Linked DNA regions of Homo sapiens: region 2 is linked to region 1. The links are chromatin loops, found by intact Hi-C in ENCODE. Cell type or tissue: gastrocnemius medialis. All regions are shown on one strand. Each heading gives the region's core, and the rest is flanking DNA. Links, peaks and the distances in the headings are about the cores only.

What was found. Hi-C counts contacts between places; a loop is a spot of excess contacts. Peaks named below come from ENCODE experiments on the same cell type or tissue, not always from the same donor. Only the 100,000 strongest peaks of a DNase experiment are listed, where the experiment ranks them.
Region 2: a loop joins it to region 1, with 1.8 times the contacts of the local background. A loop is called at or near these places in 2 of 110 quality-filtered maps.

Annotation. Positions count from the first base shown.
Region 1 is chr2:30,526,306-30,529,227 of GRCh38, forward strand. All of the region lies in intron 2 of LCLAT1 (lysocardiolipin acyltransferase 1), which reads left to right. Among named protein-coding and RNA genes, the nearest start is that of LCLAT1, 81 kb to the left of the region's middle. In gastrocnemius medialis, for the core only: no CTCF peak of the experiment used is centred there; a DNase peak (open chromatin) is centred at 1,716; H3K27ac peaks cover 888 bases.
Region 2 is chr2:30,583,587-30,586,508 of GRCh38, forward strand. The region is part of intron 5 of LCLAT1 (lysocardiolipin acyltransferase 1); the gene reads left to right. Among named protein-coding and RNA genes, the nearest start is that of LCLAT1, 140 kb to the left of the region's middle. In gastrocnemius medialis, for the core only: no CTCF peak of the experiment used is centred there; no DNase peak of the experiment used is centred there; H3K27ac peaks cover 1,118 bases.

The DNA.
Region 1 (2,922 bases), core at 283-2,782:
CTTCCCCTGTATTTTTTCCCTGTATTTTTCATATTGAATGATTTCTGTTTATCTGTTTTCAAGCTCAATGACCCTTTCTTCTATCATCTTTAATCTGCTGTTTTGTTCATCTAGTGAATTTTTATTTAAAATACTGTAAGTTCTGGAATTTATTTTGGGTTCTTTATTGGTTCTGTTACTTTCTTGAGATTTCTCATCTATTTATTAATTATAGCCATATTTTCCTTTAAGTCAGCTGGATGATGTCTAGTACCTTTTACTCTGTCAGGGCCAGTCTTTTAGGCAAAATTTCTTCTTGCTTTTTTAATATAAGTATGCTTTGTTTTGTGATTGGATTGCAAGAGTAGTTGGCAGGATCTCTTAATGTTCATCCAGCAATTTTTTATTGTCTACCACGTACCTAGCATTTTGCTAGGATGCAGTGATGAACAGGACAGATATGATCTCTGTCCTTGAGGAGATAATAGTCCTCTACCTAAAATATCTTATCCTAATTGTAGATTTACAGAGCTTGACTAATTTCTTTTCTGGCTTTCATGTGACTAAAAGTCTTTTTCTTTTTTTAGAGGACAGAAGTTGACTTCTAAGACTATTAATTTTTAGAGTTACATTTTTAAATTAGCTTTAAAGATATGAAGCCCAGTGTTTCATTGCAACCCTAAACATACCATTTGCCATAAAATACTCATTTTTTGTTGCTGCTTAACCACTATCACTCTCTATTTACAAGGTGGGTATTTCTCTATATACATATATTAAGTAAAATAAGAATACTGTTCAGTTTATGTAATATTAATCATCACAAGTAGATACTTCTAAAACGTCATCTACAAACTGTATGTTAAGTAATTTTGCTGTCATCATAAAATCAGAGACATTTCCTATTGAAACATTTGACTGTTTTCATGTCATTTATGTAACTATTTTTAGTGTTTGTTTCATCATCTGTAAAATAAAGAAATTGGAGTAAATGATCTTTGAGATCTATTCTGGATTCAGAATTGTATATCTGATTGTAAAGCAAACATTCAGAGGTAAAAGATTTTTTGTAACAGTCATGTATTGTTACTGTACTCCATTTTCTAAATGTCATCAGTTTTCTATAGTATATAATCCTTTAATTATGAACCACACATTTTTGTTGAATCTTTCTGCCAAAACCTTGAGAGTTCTGAGAATTGGTAAAAATTACTACAGTTGTAATGCTTTACAGTGTCCAGTCACTCTAATTTTTGGAGAGCGAGCATAAGCAGAGTGCTTATTTTCACAGACATTGCAGACAGATATTTGGTTTCACTATTGGCCTTCCCACTTTCTAGTCATTTGAACTTGGCTAAGCTCCTTAGCCTCATTGTAAGCTTTTGTTTCTTCATCTCTATAAAAAGGAGTCTTAATACTACCTACTTACATCAGAGAGTCATTGTAATGACTAAATGAGGTAATAAATATATAGCCTTTTTAGTATAATGCTTGCCATTTGGTAAGTACCCGGTAAATATTTGGTATTATATTAATTTTAGTTTTAGTTTTAGTTTTGCTTTTATATTAATTTTAGGCTAAACTGGTGTTTTGGAGAAAATTCAAAATATAGTGGCTCCAATACAGTAGAACTATATTGACTTACAGGTCCAGGCTGGCAAGGTCCCTACGGTCCCTGATGTCATCAAAGGGTTCAGATGTCTTCTATCCTGTTAATCCACCTAGCTTGGCCTCCAGCCTGGTATAATGTCCTCTTGTATTTGGTCAAGACTGGGTCACTGCCACTTCTTTGCCCCACTCTGGAGGAAGTCCAGAGCAAATGCTTTCTTTCTATACCAGTGACTCACGTGTGTAGTACATAGCAAGTTGCACATATCACTTTTGCTTACTCTATTGGTAAGAGCAGCTAAAAGCTGTAATAGAATCTGGGAAATGTCTTTTTTTTCTGGGCAGCCATGTGCACAGTTAAAATTCTTAATCTGGAAGAAATGCTGGTATTTATAGGACAAGTTACCAAACAAATTCTGCAATAGCTATTTCTGCTATTATTACTGCTAGTAGCATTACTATTACTGCAGAATTACATTATACACCTACAGTATTTGTACAGTTTCAATTACATGCACTAAGGTAAGGGAAGAGTGGGCAGAGAAGAGAATGAATTTTTTTCTGCTTCATGTGAGATGAAATAGGAAATATGAGTGGTTCTCTGCTGAGTGTGATTCTTGTGTTTAAAGATAGATATTTTTAAACAATATACAAACCAATCACTTTGTCTGATGGTCAGGTAGGGTAATATCAATATAGTACAATTTTGGGAGAAGATTGGCTGAGCTGGACTTACTGATAGTGTGATCTTTTGAGATGCACCATCCTATGAGATTTTCAAAGATAATTTCACCTATTCCTAACTTTTGTCTTATTAGCTGTTTGGACAGTTTAACACATGGGTAAGATTTAACTACCACAGTACTAGTAAAAAATTAGTATACATTTGGAAAACTGCTGTCACTCAGCTGTTTAGTTTACTAGTTACAGCATATCAGACAGAGAAAGTTTTTTTAGTTAAGAAATGTATAGATGTTGAATTCCTTATAGCTAGGTTACAGAAAAATTGATATTCTAGTTTTGAGATAGTGAACATCTCTGTTGAAGGAAACAGAGAAGAACCATCAAGGGTGTCTTTTATCACCTTTTATCTCATACTCGTACAAGGAGCTAAAGGAGTTTTTAAGCAATAATAAAATATATTCTTTTTAAATTCAGAGTGAATTTAATCTAAAAGCTTTTCTTCTATCCCTTATTGATGTACTTTATTTTAAGCAATCCCAAACAGTTAAAAATAATTTTCCACTAAAAATAAATTAGGATAAATGCACTTAAACTAATTATTGCTTCACAAAAATAGTCACAAAATGATCTTCTCTTTCATTAAGTTTCTCT
Region 2 (2,922 bases), core at 179-2,678, 57 kb after region 1:
AGATAAAACCCTTAGCTTCCAGGTCCATCTGCTGAAATTGTCCGAATTTGGCCAGTGTATTATATTAAGTGATAGCAAATGGAGAGAAAAGAAGAAAATGAATCTTGACGAGTGAGCTGCCATCATTTCTGTGGCAGTCTTTACCAATACTGTTAAATTTCTACCCATTGGATTTTTCAGGCTTCTAATTATTGGTATGTATATTATATGTGGTGTTTGTGTAGCCACTCAGGATTTTAAATTTGCTTTGGTTTGGTTTTTTTCATGTTGAATTAGGTGGGAATGTTTGAAATAAACAAGAAGATAAGGGAAGGGCTCTTTTCTTTCCTTTTAAGTTCCAGGATACATATGCAGAACGTGCAGGTTTGTTACTTAGGGATACGTGTGCCAAAGTGGTTTGCCGCACCTGTTGACCCTTCCTCTAACTTCCCTCCCCTCGCCCCCCACCTCTCAGCAGGCCCTGGTGTGTGTTGTTCCCCTCCCTGTGTCCATGTGTTCTCATTGTTCAACTCCCACCTATGAGTGAGAACATGCAGTGTTTGTTTTTATTTCTATTTGTGGCCATCTTCTTGGATCCCGTCAGCCAAACTGGTCTTTTCTTTTTCTGAATCCGTGTAGCAGTTTAACTGTATGTCTATTAAGATTCCTCAGTGTTGTAGTTACATGCGTGAACCTCTCTTCTCTACCCTGTTAGCCTGTTGACTACCCTGTTCTTGCTTCCTTTTTTTACCCGCACTCAATGCATCTAGCCAAAAATAGCTTTGTTGTTGTTGCAGTTGTTCTTAACTGTTCTGGCTGGCTGAATCACATTTAGAATGGCTTTAATAATAAGGAAGGCTTCTTGTTGACTTTAATGAATTCATTCAAGATATAATGTGTATGGTAGGTACAGATGTCACAGTCTTAAAGAGGGTTAAAGAATATCACTGCTTTGTATGGTATAGAGCTTGATGGTGTATGGCCACACTCTGACAATATCCTGGAAGGTTCTCTGGATTTCTTGCTGTAATTCTTTCTAGTTTATTGTCTGTGTATAATTAGACAGTGCTTTCTAAGTAGCAAAACTTGGTTGTAGATACTGATGCAGCTTAGCAAAAAATGTTCTATGATGGCAGTTAGTCCAACTTTTATCTTCTTCAGGGCCATCAGGCCTCTGTAATAATTAGAATCCATAAAAACTGGCTATATTCTAGACTAATATAAAAGTTTTATGTTCTTCAGTGATGTCTCAAGCACATCATAAAGCATCAGTGATCTTTCCAACAATGTTCCTTTGTGCCGGTGATTTGGGTGATCGGAAAAGTTTGCCAGTGGAAGAACCACTTGCTGCCCTGATAAGGAACCAATATTACTATATTTCAAAAAAAAAAAAAAAAAAAAACCCTCTAGGCTTACCTAAAGGACATGAGTAGAGGTAAGGTTTTATATATCAGAGTGATGTTGTAGCCAAGTTACAGTCTCTATGGGGTAAATGAGAAATAATCTTGATCATCACGATGATGGGCTCATTTTTCAAACTACCTCTGTGTTGACCATGCTATCTGCCTTATTGCCTTCATTAAAACATAGCTGTCTCCTGACTCCATGCCTCTTCCTTGTTTCCCTCTCAAGCGCTGTTCATTTTCTCATATCTCACTACCATATAATGTTCTTAATTTACCTCTGATTTATCCATCCTCGGTAAAAAAAAATACCGAGTCAAAAAACATTTTTTTGAGCCTTTTGTCATCTAAATATAGCAACTTTTACCTCTCTCAGAAATCAGTCAACCCTTCACTACATCCTCTGCCTCAGCCTTCATTTCACTGGAGAGGGGAGACTTAGCACCTGGCTCAGTCTTCCATTCCCTCTCTAGTCTAGCCACATTCTTAGGTAAGTTCACCGTCTGCATGATAACTCATGCCAGTTCCATGATCTCCTCATTATTCACACTACTTCATAGTTTGGATCTTGTCTTCAGGAATTGCTCCACCTGTTAAACGTTAAATTGCAACATCTCACTCTCTAGGCTGTTTTTACTCTCATTAAGATCTCTCTTCCCTTAATACCCTTATGCTTTTTCCCTATCCATAATCATCCTTCTGTGTTCATGCTTTTCTCTCTTATCGGTTATACTCTGTGGTCCATTGTTTAAACCAAACTCTTGCTAGTATTTGAACACCTTATCCCTGTTGCTCTTGGGTGGCACACAGTCAGCAGAAGTGCATTCCTGGGTCTTGCCTGCTGCTTGCCTTCTCTATACCTGTACTAGCATTTAGCTCTGCTGGAGAAAATCCCCTAAACCATGCAGATTACTGCCAAATAAACTCTTGGTTGCTGTATTAATTTTCTAGGGCTGCTGTAACAAATTATCATAAACTAGGTTGCTTAAAACAGTAGGAATGGCCGGGCGTGGTGGCTCACGCCTGTAATTTGGGAAGCTGAGGCAGGCAGATCACGAGGTCCGGAGATCGAGACCATCCTGGCTAACACGTGAAACCCCATCTCTACTAAAAAAATACAAAAAAATTAGCCAGACGTGATGGTGGGCACCTGTAGTCCCAGCTACTCCAGAGGCTGAGGCAGGGGAATGGCGTCAACCCGGGAGGCGGAGCTTGCGAAGCCGAGATCGCGCCACTGCACTCCAGCCTGGGTGACAGAGCAAGACTCCGTCTCAAAAAAAAAAAAAAAAAAAAACCCAGTAGGAATTTATTCTCTCACAGTCTGTAAGCTAGAAACCTGAAATCAAGGTATTGGCAGAGCCACGCTCCCTCTGAAGGCTTTGGGGAAGAGTCCTTCCTTGCCTCTTCTTGGTTGCCATCAGTCTTAGGCATTCCTTGATTTATGGCAGCATGACTCCAGTCTTTATATGGCCTCCATCTTTGTATGGCCTTCTGCCCTGTGACTTCCCACTTCTTTTAAGGATACCACTCATGATACTCA